Regions from separate parts of the Homo sapiens genome. Here region 2 is linked to region 1. A link is an interaction called in ENCODE POLR2A ChIA-PET data of the cell type or tissue named here. Cell type or tissue: endothelial cell of umbilical vein. All regions are shown on one strand. Links, peaks and the distances in the headings refer to the core of each region. The heading gives the core; the rest is flanking DNA.

Region 1 (12,130 bases), core at 3,456-8,455:
CTCAAGCATGCTGGGGAACGCTACTCTGTGAGAAACCTCGGGGTCGGGGGGGAAGTTCTTTGCTCTTAGGTTCCTAGGGCCTCGGCTGTGCTAATGCTCACATCAGCTTCCTAGAGGGAACACCAGAATTTGGGTTTTCCCAAATGTGTTTGGCATGGACTAAATGACTCAACAACACCACACTCTACACCTCTCTGTTGTTCCTTGCCTTTAAACATACGAGATGCCAGGTGTGGTGGCTCATGTCTGTAATCCCAGCACTTTGGGAAGCTGAGGCAGGTGGATCACTTGAGGTCAGGAGTTTGAGACCAGCCTGGCCAAGATGGCAAAATCCTATCTCTACTAAAAATACAAAAATTAGCTGAGCATGGTGGTGAATGCCTGTAATCCCAGCTACTCCAGAGGCTGAGCCAGGAGAATCACTTGAACCCGGGAGGTGGAGGTTTCAGTCAGCCGAGATCGCGCCACTGCACCCCAGGCTGGGTGACAGAGTGAGACTCCGTCTCAAATAAACATTGGAGCACCCGTGTCATTGCTGAATACTTACCTCCAGCCTAGGCCCTTCCTCTGAGGTCCAATTCTGCATGTGCCCCTCCCAGATGGTAGTTGCTCATGGTCAATACCACACCCATGACCTCCTCCCACTCCCCTCACCCAGCACCACAGAAACTCCCCTGGACTGCCCCGGGTTCCCTGCCTGAGCCAGAATCCAAGACTCACCCTGGTCACCTGCCTGGCTCTCATTCATTACGTCCATTCATCATTGGTTTCCCCATTTTAAAGTTTCTGGAATGTATCTACTTCTCTCCATCACCATGGCCACCACCCTATTTCAAGCTAACATCGTCTCAAGCTTGTATTCCAGATCCCTCCTAACTGGGCATAGATCCATTCTTTCTTCCCTAGCCGATTTGTCTTTGATACTGCAGTCGATGTGATATGACTTAATTGCCTACCTGATCACTTTACCACACAATACAGAACCCTTCTTGGCCTCTGTATTATTCAGTGCTCTCTAGAGAAATACCTGGAGAAACAGAATATATGTATGGGGGGCAGGGAAGAGGCGGGTTTATTTTAGGAATTGGCTTGTTCCGATTATGGGGTTGGCAAGTCTGGAATCTGCAGGGCAGGCCAGCAGGCTGGAAAGTCAGGTGAGTTGGTGTTGCCATCTTGAGCCTGAATCCTGCAGGGCAGCAGGCTGGAAGCAGGCGGGGTTTCTACCGTGAAGTCTTGAGAATTTCTTCTACCTTGGGGGAGCTCAGTATTTGCTCTGAAGATCAGCACCTGATTGGAGGAGGCCCACCCTCATTAGGGAGAGTAATCTGCTTTACATCAAAGTCTGCTGATTTAAATGTTAATCTCATCTAAAAAATATCTTCATGGCAACATTTAGACTGGTGGTTGACCGAACAACTGGCACATGGCTGAGCCAAGTTGACACATAAAATTAACAGTCACAGCTTCCTTTTGCACTCAGAATGAAGGCCAACATCCCAGATGTGGCTACAGGGTTCTGTGTGGCCTAGCCCCTGCCTTCCTCCTCTCTCAGATCTCCCGCTTACACTGTGCTCTGGTCACACAGCCCTCCCTCCATATCCTCAATATAACATCTCCCTCCTGTCCTGGGACCAGGACACAAGCTGCCCCCTGTGCCCGAAGTGCCTGGTTCCCTGCTCCCAGCGAGTGTGCACACCCCCACACACATTGTCTAGGGAAAGCCTACTCTATCAGCCTCCAGATCCTGGCTCAAATGCTGCTGCTTCTGGGAAGAGTTCCTGCCCCAGGTGGATTCTCCTGCTCTCTAACTAAAACATACACAGTGTGCAGCAATGCATTTTGTTGTGTGATTATTTAATTAATATATGCCCTCCAACAGACCGTAAATTCCTTGAAGGCAAGCACCAGCTCCCTTTTGCCCACCAGAGAACCCTCAATGCTCATAGGTGTTGAGTGAATGATTAGGAAAAGGCAAACTGGGCTGGAACACCATGTTTCTTTCATTCCTTGCAGGACTCACTACTCGGCTGCCTGCGGCCCGCCCTGGCCCTGGCCTCCCCAACCCTTCCATGTTCCTCGCTCTCTTGCTTCTGACTCGGCAGGCCTTCTTTGCTCCTCCTGTGATGGGTAGGGGACTAAGCAGAGGAGATGCTCCAGGTGCTGCCTGCATGTGGCTTGGGTTTGAAACTGCCCAAATGAGCCCTTCCTCAGGCATCCATTTCCATCCTTGAAGAAAAATGTTTAAGACAAACGGACATACTAAGGATTTTAACTGGAAGAGGAGGACTGGGGGCCTTGCCTTTTCTTGAGTCTTCCTGTGCATATCTGTATATAAGAATTCATAAAGAAAAAGCTGCTGCAATATATTATTAAGAAAATTTCACATTTTAATTCTCCAGTGGAAACCGAAACAATGTATATAGACAGACCAGAATTTGCTCTACTTTTTTCCCAAACAGTTAAAATAAAAGGAGTTGACTTGTCTAACATTTAATCATTGTTAATATTTTCCTGTGGGCTTGGAAGTTTACAGACTGTAAGCCCAGAGATTATATTCAATGACTCTTAAAGTAACCATCTTCTTTCATGATAGGTCAGCCATTCCAAGGTTGGGTAGTTTATGTCCTGAATGTTACAGAGCACGACTAAAATGAGCATTATGAAAATTTAAGATGTGTTAGATCCACCAGCTGTGTGTTGGTAGCATCCAACAGCTGTACTCCAGCAAATTCAATAGATATAGTCACAGAGACTTGAGTCTAAAGCAAAGCACATTTGCCCTGTGACTTACATCCTAATGCAGAGAGATGCTTCATCTTCATTCTGACTGACTCCTCTTAGCAGAGCTTCCTACCACTCTGGCAGGCATTCTGTCAGCTGGTTAATGGTCTATGAAACTGAAATCCACCAGGCTATGCCACTGTTCCGAATCCTTCGGTAAGGAAAGAATTTTTTTTTAACTTTTATTTTGGGTTCAGGGGTACATGTGCAGGTTTCTTATACAGGTAAACCGCGTGTCATGGAGGTTTAGTGTACAGATTATTTCATCACCCAGGTACTACCCCACAGGTATTTTTTATGATCTTCTCCCCCATCCCACCCTCCACCCTCAAGTAGGCCCCAGTGTGTGGTGTTCCCCTCTTTGTGTCTGTGTGTTCTCATCATTTAGCTCCCACTTGTAAGTGAAAACATGTAGTACTTGGCCTTCTGTTCCCACATTAGATTGCTTAGGGTAATGACCTCCAGCTCTATCCATGTTGCTACAGTGAACATGATTTCATTCTTTTTTAAGGCTGCATAGTATTCCATGGTGTATATGTACCACATTTTCTTCATCCACTCTACCACTGATGAACATTGAGATTAATTCCATGCCTTTGCTATTGTGAATAGTGCTACAGTGAACATACATGTGCATGTGTCCTTATGGTAGAATGATTTATATTTCTTTGGGTATATACCCAAAAATGGGATTGCTGGGCTGAATGGTAATTCTATTTTAAGTTCTTTGAGGAATCACCATGCTGCTTTCCACAGTGGCTGAACTAATTTACACTCCCACCAACAGTGTATAAGCAGTCCCTTCATTCCCTTTTCTTGGCAACCTCTCCAGCCTCTGTTTTTTTGTTTGTTTGTTTTGTTTTGTTTTTGAGACAGAGTTTCACTCTTGTTGCCTAGGCTGGAGCTCAATGGCATGATCTAGGCTCACTGCAACCTCCACCTCCCAGGTTCAAGTGATTCTCATGCTTCAGCCTCCCAAGTAGCTGGGATTACAGGCACCTGGCACCACACCTGGCTAATTTTTGTATTTTTAGTAGAGATGGGGTTTTACCACGTTGGCCAGGATGGTCTCAAACTCCTGAACCTCAGCTGATCTGCCTGCCTTGGCCTCCCAAAGTGCTGGGATTACAGGCGTGAGCCACAGCAGCCAGCCTGCATCTGTTATTTTTTTACTTTTTAATAATAGCCATTCTGCTGTGTGAGATGGTATCTCATTGTGGTTTTCATTTGCATTTCTCTAATGATTAATGCTGTTGAGCATTTTTTTCATATGCTTGTTAACCACATGTATATCTTCTTTTGAAAAGTGTCTGTTCATGTCCTTTGCCCACTTTTTAATGGGGTTGTTTTTTTTTCTTGTAAATTCATTTAAGCTCCTTACAGATTATGGATATTACAACTTTGTCAGATGCCTAGTTTGCACATATTTTCTCCAATTCTGTAGGTTGTCTGTTTAGTCTGTTGATAGTTTCTTTTCAGTAAAACAACTCTTAGTTTAATTAGGTCTCATTTGTCAATTTCTGTTTTTGTTGCAATTGCTATTGGTGTCTTCATCATAAATCTTTGCCAGGTCCTATGTCCAGAATGACATTTCCTAAGTTATCTCCCAGAGTTTTTATAGTTTTAGGTTTTACATTTAAGTCTTTAATCCATCTTAAGTTGATTTCATATGTGGTGTAAGGAAGGGGCCCAGTTTCAATCTTCTGTCTATGACTAGCCAGTTAGTCCAGCACCATTTATTGAATAGGGAATCCTTTCCCCCATTGTTTTTGTCAGGTTTGTCAATGATCAGATGGTTGTAGGTGTGTACCATTATTTCTGGGATCTCTATTCTGTTCCATTGGTCTATGTGTGATATGGTTAGGTTTTGTGGCCCCACCCAAATCTCATCTTGAATTGTAATCCCCATAATCCCCATGTGTCAAGGGCAGGACCAGGTGGAGGTGATTGAATCATGGGGGTGGTTTCCCCTATGCTGTTCTCGTGATAGTGGGTGAGTCTCACGAGATCTGATGGTTTTATAAGTGGCTGGCATTTCCCCTGCTTGCACTCACTGTGTCCTGCTGCCCTGTGAAGAAGGTGCCTGCTTCTCTTTGCCTTCCACCATGATTGTAAATTTCCTGAGGCTTTTCCAGTCATGTGGAACTGTGAGTCAATTAAACCTCTTTCCTTTATAAATTACCTAGTCTTGGTTATTTCTTCCTAGCAGTGTGAGAATGGACTAATACAATGGGTCTGTTTTTATACCAGTACCATGTTGTTTTGGATACAATAGCCTTGTAGTATAGTTTGAAGTCAGGTAATGTGATGCTTCCAGCTTTGTTCTTTTTGCTTAGGATTGCCTTGGCTATTCTGGCTCTTTTTTAGTTCTATATGAATTTTAAAATAGTTTTTGAATTTTGTGAAGAATGTCATTGGTACTTTGATAGAAATAGTGTTGAATCTGTAAATTGCTTTTGGCACTATGGCCATTTTAATGATATTGATTCTGTGTTTTTTTTTTTTTTTTTTTTTTTTTTGGATGGAGTCTCACTCTGTCGCCCAGGCTGGAGTGCAGTGGCGCGATCTCGGCTCACTGCAAGCTCTGCCTCCCGGGTTCATGCCATTCTCCTGCCTCAGCCTCCGAAGCAGCTGGGACTACAGGTGCCTGCCACCACGCCCAGCTAATTTTTTGTATTTTTAGTAGACAAGGGGTTTCACCATGTTAGCCAGGATGGTCTCAATCTGCTGACCTCGTGATCCGCCCACCTCAGCCTCCCAAAGTGCTGGGATTACAGGCATGAGCCACCATGCCCAGCCAATATTTATTCTTTCTACCCATAAACATGGAATGTTTTTCCATTTGTATGTGTCATCACTGATTTCTGGCAGTGTTTTGTAACTCTTATCGTAGAAATCTTTCACCTCCCTGGTTTAGCTGTATGCCTAGGTTTTTAATTATTTTTGTGGCAACTGTGAATGGGATTGTGTTCCTGATTTGGCTCTTGGTTTGGATGTTGTTGGTGTATAGGAATGCTACTGATTTCCATACATTAATTTTATATCCTGAAACTTTGCTGAAGTTGTTTATCAGATCAAGGAGCTTTTGGGCAGAGACTCTGGGGTTTTCCAGATATAGAATTATGTCATCCGCAAACAGGGAGAGTTTGACTTCCTCCTCTATTCTTATCTGAATGCCTTTTATTTCTTCCTCCTGACTGCTCTGGACAGGACTTCCAGTACTATGTTGAATAGGAGTGGTAAGAGAGGGCATCCTTGTCTTGTGCCAGCTTTCAAGGCGAATGCTTCTAGCTTTTGCCCATTCAGTATGATGTCAGCTGTGGGTTTGTCATAGATGGCTCTTGTTATTTTGAAGTATATTCCTTCAATGCCTAGTTTATTGAGGGTTTTTAACAGGAAGAGATGTTGAATTTTATTCACATCTCTTTTATTTCTGCACCTATTGAGATAATTATGTGGTTTTGGGAAATTTTTTAGTTCTGTTTATGTGATTAATCACATTTACTGATCTATGTATGTTGAACCAGCCTTGCATCCCAAGGATAAAGTCTACTTGATCTTGGTGGATTAACTTTTTGATGTGCTGCTAGATTCAGTTTATTAGTATTTTCTTGAGGATTTTTGCTTCTATATTCATTTGGGATATTGGCCTGGGGTTTTCTTTTTTTGTTGCATCTCTGCCTGGTTTTGTATCAGGATGATGCTGGCCTCAGAATTAGTTGGGGAAGAGTCCCTGCTCATTTTTTTGGAACAGTTTCAGTAGGAATGGTACCAGCTCTTTATATATCTGGTAGAATTCGGCTGTGAATCCATCTGGTCCTGGGCTTTTCTTGGTTAGTAAGCTTTTTATTACTGCTTAAATTTTGGAACTCATTACTAATCTGTTCAGGGATTCAGTTTCTTCCTGGTTCAGTCTTTGGAGATTGTATGTGTCCAGGAATTTATCCATTTCTTCTAGATTTTCTAGTTTGTCTGCATAGAGGTGTTCATAGTACTGTCTGGGTTTTTTGTGTTTTGTGTGTGTGTGTGTGTGTGTGTTTTTTTCTTTGTATTTCTCTGGGGGTAAGTGGTAATGCCCCCTTTGCCATTTCTAATTGTGTTAATTTGGATTTCCCTCCTTTTTTTATTAGTCTAGCTAGCAGTCTATCTTATTAATTTTTTCAAAGAACCAACTCCTGGATTTGTTGATGTTTTATATGTTTTTTGTTTGTTTCTTAATTCCCTTCAGTTCAGCACTGATTCTGGTTATTTCTGTCATCTAGTAGCTTTAGGATTGGTTTTCCCTTGCTTCTCTAATTCCTCTAGTTATGATGTTAGGTTGTTAATTTGAGATCCTTCTTACTTTTTCATGTGGCCATTTAGTGCTATAAACTTCCATCTGAACACTACCTTAGCTGTGTCCCAGAGATTCTGGTATGTTGGATCTTTGTTCTCATTAGTTGCAAAGAACTTCTTGATTTCTGCCTTGATTTCATTATTTACCCCAAAGTCATTCAGGAACAGGTGTTTAATTTTCAATGTAATCGTATCGTTTTGAGCAATTTTTTTAGTATGGATTTTTTATTTTTCTTGTGCTATGGCTTGAAAGTGTAGTTGGTATGTTTTTTTTTTTTAATTTGCTGAGGATTGTTTTATGTCTGATTGTGTGGTCAATTTAAGAGTACGTGCTATGTGGCAATCAGAAGAATGTATATTCTCTTGTTTTGGGGTAGAGAGTTCTGTAGATGTTTGTGCTAGGTCCATTTGGTCCAGTATTGAATTCAGGTCCTGAATATCTTTGTTAATTTTCTGCCTCAATGATCTAATACTGTCAGTGGGGTGTTGAGATCTCTCACTATTATTGTGTGGGAGTCTAAGTCTCTTTGTGGGTCTCTAACAGCTTGCTTTATTAATCTAGGTGCTCCTGTGTTAATGCATATATATTTAGGATAGTTAGGTCTTCTTATTGAATTGAATGCTTTGCCATTATGTAATGCCCTTCTTTGTCTTTTTTGATCTCTGTTGGTTTAAAGTCTGTTTTGTCTGAAATTAGGAATAGCAACCCCTGCTTTTATTCTGTTTTCCATTTGCTTGGTAGATTTTTCTCCATCACTTCATTTTGAGCCTATGGGTGTCACTGCATGCGAGATGGGTCCCTTGAAGACAGCATACCATTGGGTCATTGGGTCTTGCTTCTTTATCCAGGTTGCCATTCTGTGACATTTTTTTTTTCTTTTTAAACAGGGTCTTGCACTGTCACCCAGGCTGGAGTGCAGTGGCACAGTCTCAGTTCAGTGCAACCTCTGGCTCCCAGGTTCAAGTGATTCACCCACCTCAACCTCCTGAGTAGCTGGAACTACAGGCACACGCCACCATGCCTGGCTAATTTTTTGTATTTTTAGTAGATTTGGGCTTTCTCCATGTTGGCCAGGCTGGTCTCAAACTCCTGGCCTCAAGTGATCTGCCCACCTGGGCCTCCCAAAGTGCTGGGATTACAGGTGTGAGCCACCATGCCCAGCCCACCCTGTGCCTTTTAATTGGGTCATTTCCTATTTACATTCAAAGTTAGTATTGATATGTGCGGATTTGATCTTGTCATCACATTGTTAGCTGGTTATTATGCAGGCTTGTTTGTGTGGTTGCTTTATAGAGTCACCAGTCTGTGTACTTGAGTGTGTTTTTGTAGTGGCTGGTAATGGTCCTTCCTTTCCATATTTAGTGCTCTTTTCAGGACCTCTTTTAAGGTAGGTCTGGTGGCAAGGAATTCCTCAACATTTGCTTTGAAAAAGATCTTACTTATCCCTCATTTATGAAGCTTAGTTTGGCCGGATATGAAATTCTTGGTTGGAAATTCTTTTCTTTAAGAATGCTGAATATAGCCTGATCTCTTCTGGCTTTTAGGGCTTCTGCTGAAAGATCTGCTGTTAGCCTGATAGGGCTCCCTTTGTAAGTGAACTGCCTCTTCTCTCTACATTTCTTTAACATTGTTTCTCTCATTTTCATCTTGGAGAATCTGATGATTATGTGTCTTGGGGATATTCTTCTTGTGTATTATTTTGCAGGAGTTCTCTTCATTTCCCGAACTTGAATGTCAGCCTCTCTAGCAAGGTTGAGGAAGTTTTCATGTGTAATATCCTGAAATAGTTTTCCAAGTTGCTTACTTTTTCCCTGTCTCTTTCAGGAACACCAATGAGTCGCTGATTTGGTCTCTTTACATAAGCCCATATTTCTCAGAGGTTTTATTCATTCTTTTTACTTTATTTTCGTCTAACTGAGTTATTTCAGAGCCAGTCTTTAAGCTGTGAGATTCCTTCTTCTGCTTGGTATGTTCTGCTGTTAATACTTGTGATTTCATTATGAAATTCTTATAGTACGTTTTTTATCTTTTTCAGATCAGTTTGGTCCTTTTTTATAATGACTGTTTCATCTGTCAGCTTCTGTATCATTTTATTGCAATTCTTAGATCCCTTGGATTGGGTTTCAACTTTCTCCTAAATCTCAATCATCTTTTTTGCTATCCATACTCTGAATTCTATTTCTGTCTTTCAGCCATTTCAGCCTGGTTAAGAACCCTTGCTGGGGAACTAATGCAATTGTTTGGAAAGAAGACACTCTGGCTATTTGAGTTGCCAGAGTTCTTGGGCTGGCTCTTTCTCATCTGTGTGGGCTGGTGGTCCTTTAACTGTGATGTAAGTTGAGTACAGTCAGTAGACTTTTCTGGATGTTTTCAGAGGACCAAGGCTTTTTGCAAGGTCTTTATTTATAGTTAATTATTGTCCTTGGTTTCGCATGGGGAGTATATTACCAAAGGTGTTTTTTTTTTTGTTGGTTCGTTTGTTTTGTTGTTATTGTTCTGCTTTTTTTGTTTTGTTTGTTTTTGGTGTTGAAGTTTTGGGCTTTGATACAGTAGATGGCACTTAAACGTAAGGGCCAGCAGGTAGGCTCTTCCTCAGCCATGCAGCTCCTTGGCGTTTCCACACATTTTCAGCTGTGTGCCCTCTCAGTGTTCTGAGGTGTAGGCTCCTCTCCCACTTAGGTGCTGGCTGCAGATCTCGGCTTGGCACTCCCAGGATGCCCACTGCAGCTCTGGGGTAAGCTCAGGCTTTATATTCTGTCCTCAGCTTGGAGGCAGCAGAGGAAGGGCCCTTAGCAGTGGTTGTAGCAGAGGGCCTTTCACTTCTGTTGTGGGGCTCCACCCACCAAGAGATGCAGAGCCATGATCAATCATTGCGATTGGCCTGGGATGGGGCAGCTGTGCTGTGGACCTAAGTGGAGGGGACCCTTTCCAGTGATGAGCAGGGTGGGTGGGTGGGTCCCAGGGGAGACAGCCTGGCCTCTTCTCCTTAGGGCAACTGCAGCTTGCTGGCAGTATGGTTGAAGCACTCAGGGTCTTTGTTCCTTTCCCAGTCCAAGGGCAGCAAGGCAGCACCCTTGCAATGGCAGTGGCCGAGGAGATCTCGGTTGCCTCTAGGAGCTGCACCTCAGAGAACTGCTGAGCTACTGGTCTGGATGGGAGTGAACACTGGGGCAGGGAGGCTGCACTGCTGGCCTGAGCCAGGGACTCTACTTGTTGAAGAGTGGGGCATGGGGGCTCACAGGGAAGAGACGGGACTCCTCTCTGGTGGCTGTGGTGTGCTGGAGGTGCCAGCATAGTGACTAGGCCCTTTGTTCCTTCCCCAGCCCAAGGGCAGTTAGGGCACTACCACTACAGCTGCAATGGTAGGAAAGAATCTTACTCTACATCTTTTATAATTTGGGATTTTTCCTTTTGCATTGTAAGAAAGCAGAGTCCAGTTACTTTATATGGTAACACATAGATATTTGATCCCTGAATTTGGGGCAGGAATAAATCTGATGGGAGACAAATGGATCTATCAGGATGGAAGTGCTCTGCTATTCCCTCAGGAAGAAAAGATGACTTACTTGAAGTCACAGGCAGAAGTTAAACAGCTGATAGAAGGCCTCCAGCAAGTCCAGGAATTCTGTGTGAAACAATTGTCAACGGGCAGCTTCCCATCCTTGAGCCCACATGCCGCACAGCCCCAATTTCTTCATCCCCAGCTCCCCTAATTTTTGCCCACAGGCTGGTTGCAAGGGTAACACTAGATGTAAGTGCTGTTATTATTTCTGTCTCCATGCCAGCAACGTCCACCAATTGGTTGGGGGACTATATGAAGGAAGAGACCATTTTACATACTCTTTCAAAATGCTTGTGTATAAAAATCTCCTTGAAAAATACTGACTTGGGATGGGCACGGTGGCTCATGGCTGTAATCCCAGCACTATGGGAGGCCGAGGCGGGTGGATCACCTAAGGTCAGGAGTTCGAGACCAGCCTGGCCAACATGGCAAAACCCCGTCTCTACTAAAAATACAAAAAAATTAGCTGGGTGTTGTGGCAGGAGCTTGTAGTCCCAGCTTCTCGGGAGGCTGAGGCAGGAGAATTGCTTGAACCCAGGAGGCAGAGGTTGCAGTGAGCCGAGATCGCGCCATTGCACTCCAGCCTAGGTGACAAGAGCAAAACTCCATCTCAAAAAATAAATAAATAAATAAATATACTGACTCATATACACTTGCCTAACTGCTAGAGGTTTTCCCCCCAAAATTCTAGTGTTTGACCCACTAGCTATTGCAAATGCCTATTATTCCTTTTTCAATTGCTGTATTTAAGCCACAAAGAGCAGCCCAAAGAGGCAGAGGCACAACTGTTACCAACAACCAAAGGAAACCAAAAATACAAAAAAAAAAAAAAAAACCCAAAACCAGAAAAATTGAGTAGAGCAGGAACCCTCCCTCTGCTTCTCTCTTTGTGCCACATGACACAGGCCACAGGTGTTTGTGATCTCCAGATGAGAGAAAGACTTCATGATTGGCCACTGGCCTCAGGCTAGAACACTGAAGAAAAAGTTTCTTTGTGCCAAGGTTGGTATGTGAAGCCCTGGGTTTCAAGCCCCCTTGTTCCCATCTGCCCTGGATGCAAGTGTGTCTGAAAGCCATGGGCCTAGGCAGCTGTTGGATGCATTGTGTGGAAGAAAGAACAGCGGGGCTCCCTGAGGTACACAGCTGGCCTTCTCAGCCGGCCCTTTTTGGGGGTGCTACCTGGCCATGCGAGGTTGGCTCTGGATCAGCAGCAGCTTGTGGATAAGTTTTGAAAGAGTCAGATCCACAGAGCACCTTGGAAAGGTGTCCTCTGCAAGTGAGGGGCTATAGGCACAAGAGTGGCCTGCCTGGTGGACAGCGTTGCAGCACTTGAGGGCCTGTGGCTGTGATTCCCAGGCAGGGTGGAGGTGCGGGAGCATGGCAGTCCTCCATCTTGGGCATCTCCTATGTGCTAGACTCTCTGCTGGATGATGGGGACTTGAAAGTGGATA
Region 2 (12,130 bases), core at 3,587-8,586, 93 kb before region 1:
ACGTGTGATGCTTCCTCACTCCCACTCATTTTTTCCATGTAAAACATGGAGAGATCATTGATATTTTTATTGTGTTTTATCTAAATAATCTCTGGAGATCTGAGGCCAAACTTTCTGTAGATGAGCAACTTATGTCTGCTAAGGTGGTGTTTTTATCGTATTTTTCCTTTTTTGGAAGTCTACACAGAAAATGGACAGTTAATTGGAGAGAGGTTGAGCCGTTATGAGTGAATCATTTCCGCATGTGATGCGACTGGTTGTACAGTGAGGTGATGCGACTGGTTGTACAGTGAGGTGCTGGTCAAGAGGAGGCCCCATCTGCCTTGCTGGCCTGATCTCCTGCACTCCCACCGACCCTCTGATTCAGACAAGCTGTTCTCATTACTGCTCTGTGCAGCCCTGGACCCTTCCCACCTTAGTTCAAATTGTTCCTGCACCTAGAATCACTTCCTCCATTACTTGCCTTTTCCCCTTCCTGCCAAAACCCTACCACTTCCACCTGTAGAAATTTACCTGTAGTAATTATACCTAACACAAACGTCACCTCTTCCAGGAAGTCCTCAGTGCCTACCCCAGTTGGGAATGAGTGAAGGGGACTCATTCTTGATATTACTTTAGCCCCTATTTTTTGCACCATTCCTAAAGCTCGATAGCACCGATGCTTAGAATTGTTTCTTTCTATCTATCTATCTGTCTACCTACCTACCTACCTACATATTATCCATCTATCTTACTTCTCTTATTAGATTATAAGCAACTAGAGGTGCATGGCTGGGTCCTGAAGATAGCTTTCCTGGTTCAAGAGTGGGGCCAAGTTCAGAGGGTGGGGCAGAGAAGACTTGAGCTCAGAGAGTACATCGCAATTGTTGATTAAGCAAGGCAAACTTTTTTTTTCATAACTTGATCAGTTCTTTCCATGGGACATTCCCACTGAAACTACTTCACAGAAAGAAAGCTTGCAAAAAAAGTGCACGATCTTCTTGATGTTCTGAGAGTTGCGGTTTTCTGGGAAATTGTTTCAAAATATAAACTTGGCCTCTGATAGTAGCCAGTTGGAGATGTTTGGTTTGAATGCCTGTAGTAAAGTGAGGACACCTAACGTCTATATTTCTTTTCTTTTCTTTTTTTTTTTTTTTTTTGAGATGGAGTCTTGCTCTGTTTCCCAGGCTGGAGTGCAGTGGCACGATCTCGGCTCACTCTGCCTCCCATGTTCAAGTGATTCTCCTGCCTCAGCCTTCCAAGTAGCTGGGATTACAGGCACGTGCCATCATCCTTGGCTAATTTTTTTTTTTTAGTAGAGACCGGGGTTTCACCATGGTGGCCAGGGTGGTCTCGAACTCCTGACCTCAGGTGATCCGCCCACCTTGGCCTCCGAAAGTGCTGGGATTACAGGCATGAGCCACCACGCCTGGCTCCAACGTCTATATTTCATTTGCTATTTCTCCCTTAAATAATCTACCTTACTTTCAAGCTGATCAACACTGTCTTCACAGCCTGTCCAGGCCCCAGCTTAATTGGTCTGAATTGTTGCTCTCAGTGTGAACATTTCGCTGTCTTCTCGAGTCTGAATTGGATGACACCGAATGGTTTTAGAATGTCAAAATCATTTTTTTTTTTTTTTGAGATGGAGTCTTGCTCTGTCACCCAGGCTGGAGTACAATGGCATGAACTCAGCTCACTGCAACCTCTGCCTCCCGAGTTCAAGTGATTCTCCTGCCTCAGCCTCCCGAGTAGCTGGGATTACAGGCATGCTCCACCAAGCCTGGCTAATTTTTGTATTTTTGGTAGAGATGGGGATTTCACCATGTTGGCCAAGCTGGTCTTGAACTCCTGACCTCGTGATCTGCCCACCTTGGCATCCCAAAGTGCTGGGATTACAGGTGTGAGCCACCAGGCCTGGCCTTCAAAATAATTTTAGAGTGAATCCAGGCAAGATGTGATAGCATGCCAGTGAAAGACCTGGACCTGGTAGCTATAAGCATGCTGATTACATTTTTAATCATATTTTTCTCTCTGGGCAGCATTTTGATGTGATTCTCTTGCAGGGTATATCAAATACAGTGTGTTGTTGCACAGAAGCAAAGTAAACCCTGCTATCTCAGCCCTTCTTTAATCAACTCATTCTTTAGAAATATTGGTTTTTCTCCCTGCTGACACTCTGTATGCAATTCATGCTGGTCTTGTTTTTTGCAAAAGATTGTTCTGCCTTACAAAACGGCAGCGTTGATGCACAGTGTCTGACTAGGAGCCTTGGGCAGTGCATTATTTGTCCGTGAGGCTCATCTTCATAAGAGAAATACCTTTAAAATGGGATGAAATATGTTTTTCCCCCTGAACTGGTGATGTGCTTTCTTTTACATAAAATCACAGTGGGAAAATGGCAAAGTGAACTTAGGCTCACAGTAATGATGATGATGATGGGCCTTGCTGAGACATAGTGCAGCTCTTTAAACCATTTCATGATTATTACCAGCTAATTCCTAGAGTCCCTCTGCTAGAAGGGCAATTTTTATTGTTGCTGTCGAAATTACATAGAAGTGGCTCAGGAGGTTTGACGGTGGGTAAAGCCCCTTTGCATCCGTGGACCTTCCATGTTGTATGTGTGCACATGGGTAGGTGTGCACACGCTTGCTACATGAGGAAGCCAGACTTCTCTGTTTTGGGGAACTTTAAGATGCATGACTTAGTGCTCTTTTGATTTCTATTTGTGATCTCAAATCTTTCTGTGTAGTTAAAAATAGACATGGAGTCAACCTACATGCCCATCAGGGGTAGACTAGATAAAGAAAATGTAGTACGTAAACACCATGGAATACTATGCAGCCACAAAAAAGAACAATATGTCCTTTGCATCAACATGGATGGAGCTGGAGGCCATTATCCTAAGCAAACTAACACAGGAACAGAAAACCGAATACCTCATGTTTTAACTTATAAGTGGGAGCTAAACAATGAGAACACACAGACACAAAGAGGGGAACAATAGACACTGGGGCCTTCTTGAGGGTAGGGGGTGCGGGGAGGGAGAGGATCAGAAAAAAATGCCTATTGGGTACTAGGCGTAGTACCTGGGTGACAAAATAATCTGTGTACCAAACTCGCATGACACGAGGTTATTTATATATATATGTATATATACGTATATATATATGTGTATATATATATACATATATATACACATATATATACGTATATATACATTATACGTATATATACACACATATATACGTATATATACACACATATATACGTATATATACATATATATGTATACACATATACATATATATACGTATATATACATATATATGTATATGTGTATATATACATATATTTATATATACACACACAAATAGAGGTATATAACAAATCTGCATACGTACCCCTGAACCTTAAATAAAAGTTAAAAGAAAAAAAAATTCTTCATTTTTATTAGAAAATTTTCTAGGGGAAAAAAAACCAGTTTTTCCTCTAATATTTTACAAAGAAATAATCCTTTCGGGCAATCAAAAATTTTTCCAGCATTTACACTGCAATTACCATGGGCGATTTTTGTGATTTACAGTAAGGTAATAAATGGTAAGTTTTTCTTAAAAAAATAAAAATAAAAATAAGGCACCCAAGGGATCTGGGGTGCAAACACAATTGAAGAAAACCATGACCAGAAGCCCTCCCTTTGAAAACTGCCTACTAAATTACAATTCCGGATAGTGAAGCTGATAGAAGTGAGAAGATTTGGTTTATTTAAAAATAATAGCGACCAGCCTGGCCAACATGGTGAAACCCCATCTCTACTAAAAATACAAAAATTAGCCGGATGTGATGGCACGTGCCTATAGTCCAGCTACTCGGGAGGCTGAGGCAGGAGAAGCGCTTGAACCTGGGAGGCAGAGGTTGACATGAGACGAGATCGCGCCACCGCACTCCAGCCTGGGCAACAGAGCAAGACTCTGTCTCAAAAAACCAATAAAAATAAATAAAATAAAATAAAATTAGGTAGATGTTGGAATTATAGACTCTTGGACCTAGACATGAACCTGAGGCCCTGAGCCTGATCACTCGTGAACTTGTACAACAGCATTGGGAGGTTTGGGCCTGGGGGTGCCTGTGGTGCCCTGTACTGCAGCAGGGACTGAGCTTCGTGCACATGGGAGGCTTCATCCTCTGCACACACCCGGGATCCACCCCTGGGAGGCAGTTTTGTTGGAGGAAAGGTCTCCACGAGGAAGTATAGGAGCAAGACAGTTTGGAATGTGATTTCTCTCATCCTGCTGGTATCTTTCTTTGTATGTAAAAATTTCCTTTCTGAGTCTTAGCCCAAACGTGATTTCTTTAGATTTTTCCCATGTGTTTATGTGGTTAGATTTTTGTTTTCATTTTTCTTCTGGCTTTATGGTTTTTCTCCCTGTCCCACTTTTCCCACATTGATTTTGCATTTCTGGCAGAGATGGGCAGAGCCCCAGTGACTGACTCTTAAAAGGCTAAATCTTTTTAAAAATTATATAATTTAAAACCTACCCTTGTATCTCCCCTATTTCTGATTTTTTTTTTTTTTTGAAGGGAAAAAAATCTATAAAGAATGCTTCTAAGGCCGGGTGCAGTGGCTCATGTCTGTAATCCCAGCACTTCGGGAGGCCAAGGCGGGTGGATCACTTGAGGTCAGGAATTCAACACCAGCCTGGCCAACATGGTGAAACTCCGTCTCCACTAAAAATACAAAAATATTAGCTGGGTGTGGTAGCACGTGCCTGTAATCCCAGCTACTCGGGAGGCTGAGGCTGGAGAATTGCTTGAACCCAGGAAGTGGAGGTTGCAGTGAGCCGAGATCAGGCCACTGCACTCCACCCTGGGTGACAGAGTGAAACTCGGTGCCCCCTCAAAAGAAAGAATGTTTCTAAAGCTGGTATCCTTGTTTTTTTCCATTTTGCACTTAGGCAATGAGGTGACTGTGTTAGTTCTATTCCGTGGTGTTTATCATTCCATGCTATTAGTTCAGTGAGTTGCCCTGGGCCTCTGTATGACAGTCTCTAGGTGTGTTCTTGGTGACTGCTAAGAGAAACAAGGCTCTCCCATATGTAAGGGAGTCGGCCTGCTGGTATATCCAATCGCGTCACTACACCGGTACCTGTGAACTTGGCCGTATGGTAGACACTCAGCCATGGCTTCAGTATTTCAATTCCGTTAAACTTGCCAAGCACAGCATCTCCTACCTGTATTATCTTGGGCAGTCGACAAATTTCTGGCTGACACCTCTTCACATAAAATGAAGCAATGGATAAGACAAATGTGAATATTCTTTCTAGCTATGAAATTCTAAAATTCGAATTCTCACTTCTGTGTGTATGTTTTTAATTGTCCAAGTTAGATCTTGAATCATTTATATAGATATTTCCATTCTCACTTCCATGAGCACATATTGAGCACCTACCAAGTGCTAGGGCTGGGGGTCCAGAGATAGGAGATGCTGAGACAGGGAGAGAGAGAATCAGAACAGACCTGTGAACAGGGTGGCAGAGGAAGCCTGACGATGCTGCAGGAGCTCACAGGGAGCCCGAGGGAAGAGCCCTTCCCAGAGGAGGTCGTGCTGGAAGGGAAGTGTCAAAGAGAAATATGATTTAACCAGGCAGAGAAGGAAGGCAGGGCAGGCGTGGCAAGGATGGGTGAGACCCAGAGAACAGGATGTGTAAAGGGAAGAAAACAGAAGGAAGTGTGGTGAGCTGAGAACTGGGCCTCATATGAGGTGAGGAGACGCAGGAGGATGCAGGAGGTGGGCTGGGGAGGCACCTATGGCAGTGGCTGCTGTTGCCTGCAGGCCTGAGCCCAGCTACAGCATTGGTAGGTGTTAGCAGCACTTTTGCAAGTGAAGATGCTGAAACATAGAAAGATTCAGCAACTACTGGACACATAAGTAATAATTAAAAGAGCAAACTTTGAACTTGGGTCTTTGTGACACCAAACCTTAAGCTCTTCCTCTCTGTCTCCCCACGCTGTCCCTAAGGCTGGGGGATGTAGAAGAACCCCTTTGACCCCGGCCCTGGCCACCTTGCCGGGAGTGTGAGTATCATCCTGGAGGACATGGGGCTGATCTCAGAAGGATTTCAGGCAGGAGGGAGATGCAGTTGGGTAGAGAGGTTGAAGGGAAAATGAGACCAGGTGCAGGTCAGCTGATCCATTCTGCTGGGTGACTCAGTTCCAGCGCGGTCCTAGTGAGGGCCTGGGTGGCATTTGGAGTCTCACTGACCTGGTCTTCTGTCTACTATTTCTTTGCAAACCTGTAAGGACTAAAGAAAATCCAAAATAAAGAAAAAAGTGATATCAACTTGTAGTAGTTACTAAACCTTCACTACATGCCCTTGGTGAGCATTATGCCATTTAATCCTCATGACAACCCTCTTAAGTAGAAATGATTAATATCCTTCATGTACAGACGCTGACTGGCCTAAGGCCATACAGTCTGTGCATGGCGGAACTGGGATGAAGCCCCAGGTCAGAGCACTTAACCTCTATGCATACTGCCTTCCAGCAGCACAAGGATTCATGCATGGTTGGAATCAGAGCTTTTCTAAATCTCATGATTGTCGTTGTTATTTTTAGTACTATTATTATTAGGCAGAGGCAAGAGCTAAAGGGAGATGTCAGGACCCAGACTGGCAGCCTCGGCAGCCTCATGACTGGCAGCCAAGGTGTTGTTTTCCTGCTGTGCCCTCTCCCATCCAGGCAGGTCCCCCGGAGCTGCTCTTTCTCCAGCCCCTTCCAGGTCTCAGAGGCTCTCACAGGAGGCCCCCACCCCTCCCCAGCTCCAAGATGCCCTGGACTGGGAGCCATGTGCTGGAGATCATCCCCTCTGCTGCCTGATGGCTGTGGACTCTTTCTCAGGAGTGGTTTCTACTCACATGCAGCCCAGGTGGGACCTGAGAATCCAAGCCATCCCTCCCAGAGAGAAGGCATCCCGTACCCACCACGCAACCCCACCCACATTCCGGGAGGCCTCCCTTCCCAGAGGCAGCACCCACTTCTTTCCAGCCAGACCTTGCCTGGCATTTGGCACCAACTTGCTTCTTAATTGTAGTGGGAGGCGGGTATGAAAGGAAGTTTGGTTTGGAGAAAATGGCTGATCTTCTCTACTCCACTGTGATCAGACTCCAGGCCTGGGAATCTCCTGGCAGGGAGCCCACGGAGCCGGGTTTCTCCCCGACTTGAACTCAATCGAGGATTTCAGGGCATTCTCTTTGGGAGTCCTTGCATCTGAAATCCACTCGCCCTGTGGTCCAAACAACCCTCAATTTGCGTTGCTTCTAGGAGAGGGTGTGTCTGTTTAACAGGCACCATCATCCTATAGGGACAGTCAGAAAATTTAATCTGAAACTCAAGATGTCTGAAGAGCATACCCTTTTTAGGGGTACTTTAGAGCTTAATTTTTAAATCTCAGATGGCCACAAGGCTTCTTTCATTGCAAAGTGTACCTGGCTTTGCAGAGGAGAATTGCATTTTCCTTGTAGCCCTCTTTCCCTCAAGGGTCGCTGGTTCATAAAATGTCCTATCAGTACTCACTACCAGTTTAGTATTTGTCTGTCTTTAGGCAGGTTAGAGCACTGCTGTCTGTAGGGCTGATTGGACCTCACAGACGTGTCTTTAAGAAGAGCATACACGTTTGCATGAATGGGCTTATCTGCCAGGCGCAGGGCACCCCGCCCCCCTTCCCAGGAGTTTGCATTCTGAGCCGCGGTGTGGAGGTGCCTTAGTGTCGCTGGTGTGTCTGCAGCAATCATGCCACCCATTTAATTTCCATAGATTAATTGAGTATGTGTATTTCGTGAGCACAAGGAAGAGTTGTTACTCTGTTTTTAATGGATTTACAAGATAACCTGATGCTGTGCGGTTTGTTTACTGTAGCGGCTTTATGGTGTTTTGTACCAGTAAACGGGCTTCCATCAGCAGATCTGTCTGGAATAAAGATGTTTGCAAATCGAGGGTGTAAGCAACCTGCCTCATCCGATTAACAACTATTCCTGAAAACTCACAGGGAATCTCAGCTTGCTCATTTGAGTTTTATTCCCACTTTTCTCACATAGGAATATTTAGAATTGAAATTTTTAGAAAATGAAAACATTACTGGAGGCTTAAATTGTAATGTGAACCCGATACATAGAACAAACTCATGCGCAATCACTTCCTTCGTAAACGTTGTAGTAGCATTTATGCTGCACCAGAGAAAATCCCGACAAGAAGTGTTGGTTTTGAAATCTGCAAGAAAAATGGACAGGTTTTTTAAAACACCTTTTTATTCTTTCAGTTGTTTTTTTTTTTGAATGTTTTTATTGTTGTTTTTATTGAATGTTTAAAAAACGTTGTTCTCATTTCTTAGAAGTTTTAAATTTTAGAATGCTCTTTGTTGAGGCACTGGGTGTAGGTGCAGTCTCGATTCTGAATTGGAGGGTGGTGGTTATTCATAGGGAGAGGCTGAATTAGATATGTTTAGAACCCAAGATGTGACCCAGCCGCTCTCCACCAGGCACACCGTGTGGCAGATCTGCAGATGTCTGAGATAAGAACCGCAATGCGTGGCCTCTTACAGCAGTGGGGAGGGGAGAAACCTGGGTTTTCCTCCCAGGATGCGGGGAAGCTACTGCAGGGTTTGTGTTTGTTTGAGACAGGGTCTCACTCTGTCACCCAGGCTGGAGTGCAGTGGCGTGATCATGGCTCACTGCTATGGGAGTGGGGAAGATTGGGTGTGTGGCATTAGAAGCTCGCTCTGGCTGCTGAGAGAAGAAAGGATTAGCTGGGAAGAGTGGCAGAAGGAGACAAGTTAGGGACTGCTACCGTAACTGGAGAGAGAGGACAGTCATGGGGAAATGAGGGATGTGGACAGACCTGGGAGGTGGAATCTTCTGATGTTGGTGGGATGGGATGGTGGAGTGGGAGAAAGGGAGAGATCAAGGGTGACCCCCCTCAGTTTCTAGATAGAGAAACACGGTGGACGCTCATGCCATTTACCGGAATGGGGAAGCTGGTTGGGCGAGGGGGGAACAGGTCTTTTATGGGCAGAGGAAGAGAATGCGTGAAAAATTATAAGGGTCTCACAAATTACTGTGGGTGTCTCTAAACAGATATAAGCGTTGTTCATTCACGGTTTTCCAATTCTGTTTTAAATGCTTGAATCTGAATTAAGAGAATCACTTGGGTAATTTTATCTGCTTAATATTTGAAAAGTAATTAAGCCAGCATGTATTCCACATACGGATGCACACACTCCTCAAGCCACCGGGTCAGCAGGCAATGAAGAAGCGCAGATGTGATCCTTGGCCTTGAAAAGCTTTTACTCTAATTAGGGAGGCAAGGTATATCTACATGAAACCGTCAACTAATTATCACTTGTAATTATCTAGAAAATTCTTAAGGCAACCTATAATTAAGCATAATGTAACATGAATTGTGTATGAGATGCTGAAAGCACGAATACACAGGAGAATTTCTGGCACAAGGATGAAGTCAAGGAAGGTCTCTTGGAGAAGTTGAGTCTTGACTTGAACTTTGAAGGAAGTGTCATTATTGCCTTGTAGAGAAGACAAGGAGCGTAAGGCCAGTGGGTGAAGAAGCGGGGAGGGCAGGAAAGGGAATGAATGAAGCCACAGAGGGAGGGCCAGCAGATCTCAGGGCAGTAGTGATAAGACTAATGGCGCAGCTATTGTTCTGCCAGTTGTTGAATGCCTATCAATACCAGGCACTTTGGAGGGAGCTCTGCAACAGTTATCTTATTTAACTATTAAAATAATGTTGCAAGATAAGTATCCCTATTTTGCATATAAGAGAATCAAAGCAGGGAGTGGGGGCGCAGAGGAGAGGTATTAGGGAGGGAAGGGGGAGGAGGGCAGGGTGGCTCAAATGTGCCCGGAGGGCCTGAGATGCCTGTCACTGGCTGGCATGGGCAAGGTGCCGTTTCCCGCACTGCACCTCATCCTCAATACCAGTGCTTCTGACTGCGTCAGACAGTACCCTTCTTGCCCCCGTTTGTCCCCTCGTTCTGTGGGTCGCATTTAGGGTATGCGGCCGCCCTGCAGGGTAGACAGTCTTATTCGAAGGGGAGAGGTATGTTCGGCTGGTCTGGGTACACAGACGTGCTCAACACCTATCCTTTCCCTTTCCCTTTTCTTCTGTGAGGCTTTGTCTTTTGCTGAGGATGGATGAGGCCACGTTCTGAGCTTTTTCTGTGTTCGTTTAGAGCCAAAGGCAGGAACTACATTGATTCTGTGGTCCCCAGAGCACACTGCTTTGCGTATAGTGGGCATGCCATAAATATTTATGGAATGATTGATTGGGCTAGGTTAGTGTTGCTGGACATGAAAAGAAAGGAGATGAATTTGAGACTTTGTAAATGGAAAAACTGTAGGACTTGATGAATACTTTTATAATGAGATTATATCGGTTTCTTCTTCTTTATTTATCAACTTCTGTGAATGAGCTGAATGTGAATTTCTACATTAAAATTTAATTTGTTAAACTCAGAAGCAAAGGCTCAAATCAGCTGCTTTGGCTGGGAGTCCCCAGGCCTGGGGCCGTCATTTGGCTCTGGCTTGAGTCTCACTAACAGGACGCCTTATTGACAAGTGACTCTGGCTCTCACCTGATTAAACAGCTCTGGCTCATAAACTGGCAGGTAAAAGCTTTGGAATGGGCCTGGGAAGGCTGAGAGTGATGGTAATGACAGTCTGTGAGTGGCCAGCGATGCAAGCGTAATCCTAAGGATTAATTCTTTTGATTGTCGAATTACGTCTTGTGCGGATTTGCCATTTTCAGAAGCGCACAGAGCTCACCTGTTGAGTAACCGCGCCACTTCCTGGTCCCTACCACAGGCCGGCCAGGGAAGCCGGGGCTCCCCGCCAGAACACTGCCTCGCCTTCATCACAGCACCAGTTGCCGGTGTTGGTTGCGGCACCTCAGGTGCTCCATCCAGCAGCCCTCCAGGCAGGTGCTGTCACTGTCCCCTCTCACCGGGGAGGAAACCCGGCCTTTTCCCTTGGCTTCTCTGCCACCTGAGCCTTGACCCTCAACATCCCCCCTCCGCCCCCGCCCCCCAGCCACTGTAGTCTCCCTGTGCACTCTGGAGTCACCGTCCTGCCAAGAACCCCACTGACCTCCTCCCCAGCCTTGTCCTGCACCACCTCAACTCGCTAAGTTCCAGCCACCTTGCCCTTCTTTACTCCAAAGACCTCAGGGCATTTCGCTGCCTGCCCGGCCTGCTCTCTGCCCTTCCCCTTCAGCCACCACCGGAAATCAGGAAAGTGGGAAACCGGCAAAGCGGGAAAGCGGGAAAGCGGGAAGGCGGAGGCTCCCTGATCAGCAGCACAGCCAGTTCCAGAATTGGGGAATGATTCTGCCTTGGGGGCAGACTCCTGCTCTTTTGTGCGCCAGGCATTAGACACAGAAGAGGAGGCGCTGTTTCTTGTCCATTCAATCCATTTGCTGAGTGTCTTGTGCGGAAGGCTGTGTTCTACCTGCTGGGACTATTGCAGTGAACTAAGCAAAGCCCCTGGCCTCATGCAGTTTACAATCTAGGGCATGAAGAAATCACTTTACCATGGGACAGGTAGGTGCTGAGAGCCGGGAGGGGAAGACCAGGAGGTGAGGTGCTTGGGAGTGGCCAGGAGCAGGGTGATTTTAGAAGAGACAGGCGTGAGTGGGGACCCAGATGGGAGGAGGGGTGCTTTGCATAAGACATTCCAGGCAAGGCGCGCCCTGGGAGCACAGACCTGGCTAGTTCTTGGAACAGCAAGAAAGGCTGTGGGAAGGGAAGGCAGGGAGGGAAGGATACAAGGAGATAAGATATTACAGCAGGGGAGGGTCCTGGAGGTCAGTATGGGGTGGGAAGCCTCTGGAGGGTTTGAGGCAGGGGAGTCACCTTTTAGGTTTGAAAAGTTTGCCCTGGCACTTGAAAGGCAGAAGCAAGGAGACTGAGGTGCTACTGCAATGATCCAGGCAAAGATGGTGGCACTGGGACCAGGCTGTGTCATTGTAGGTACAGAAGTGGCAGGACATGAGATGTGGTCTAGGGAAGAGCTGATGGATTGGATGTGGGCGCAGGAAGAGAGGAGTCAAGGATGAAAGGGGGAGGCGGAAAGGCAAGTTGGGGACC

The links. ChIA-PET counts read pairs that join two places held together with the same protein. Peaks named below come from ENCODE experiments on the same cell type or tissue, not always from the same donor. Only the 100,000 strongest peaks of a DNase experiment are listed, where the experiment ranks them.
Region 2: POLR2A ChIA-PET joins it to region 1 with 10 read pairs; 3 of 35 experiments call an interaction of 5 or more read pairs at or near these places.

Annotation. Positions count from the first base shown.
Region 1 is chr6:157,573,917-157,586,046 of GRCh38, forward strand. The region is part of intron 2 of ZDHHC14 (zDHHC palmitoyltransferase 14); the gene reads left to right. Among named protein-coding and RNA genes, the nearest start is that of MIR3692, 51 kb to the left of the region's middle. In endothelial cell of umbilical vein, for the core only: no CTCF peak of the experiment used is centred there; DNase peaks (open chromatin) are centred at 5,705 and 5,845; H3K27ac peaks cover 1,765 bases.
Region 2 is chr6:157,481,140-157,493,269 of GRCh38, forward strand. All of the region lies in intron 1 of ZDHHC14 (zDHHC palmitoyltransferase 14), which reads left to right. Among named protein-coding and RNA genes, the nearest start is that of MIR3692, 42 kb to the right of the region's middle. In endothelial cell of umbilical vein, for the core only: no CTCF peak of the experiment used is centred there; no DNase peak of the experiment used is centred there.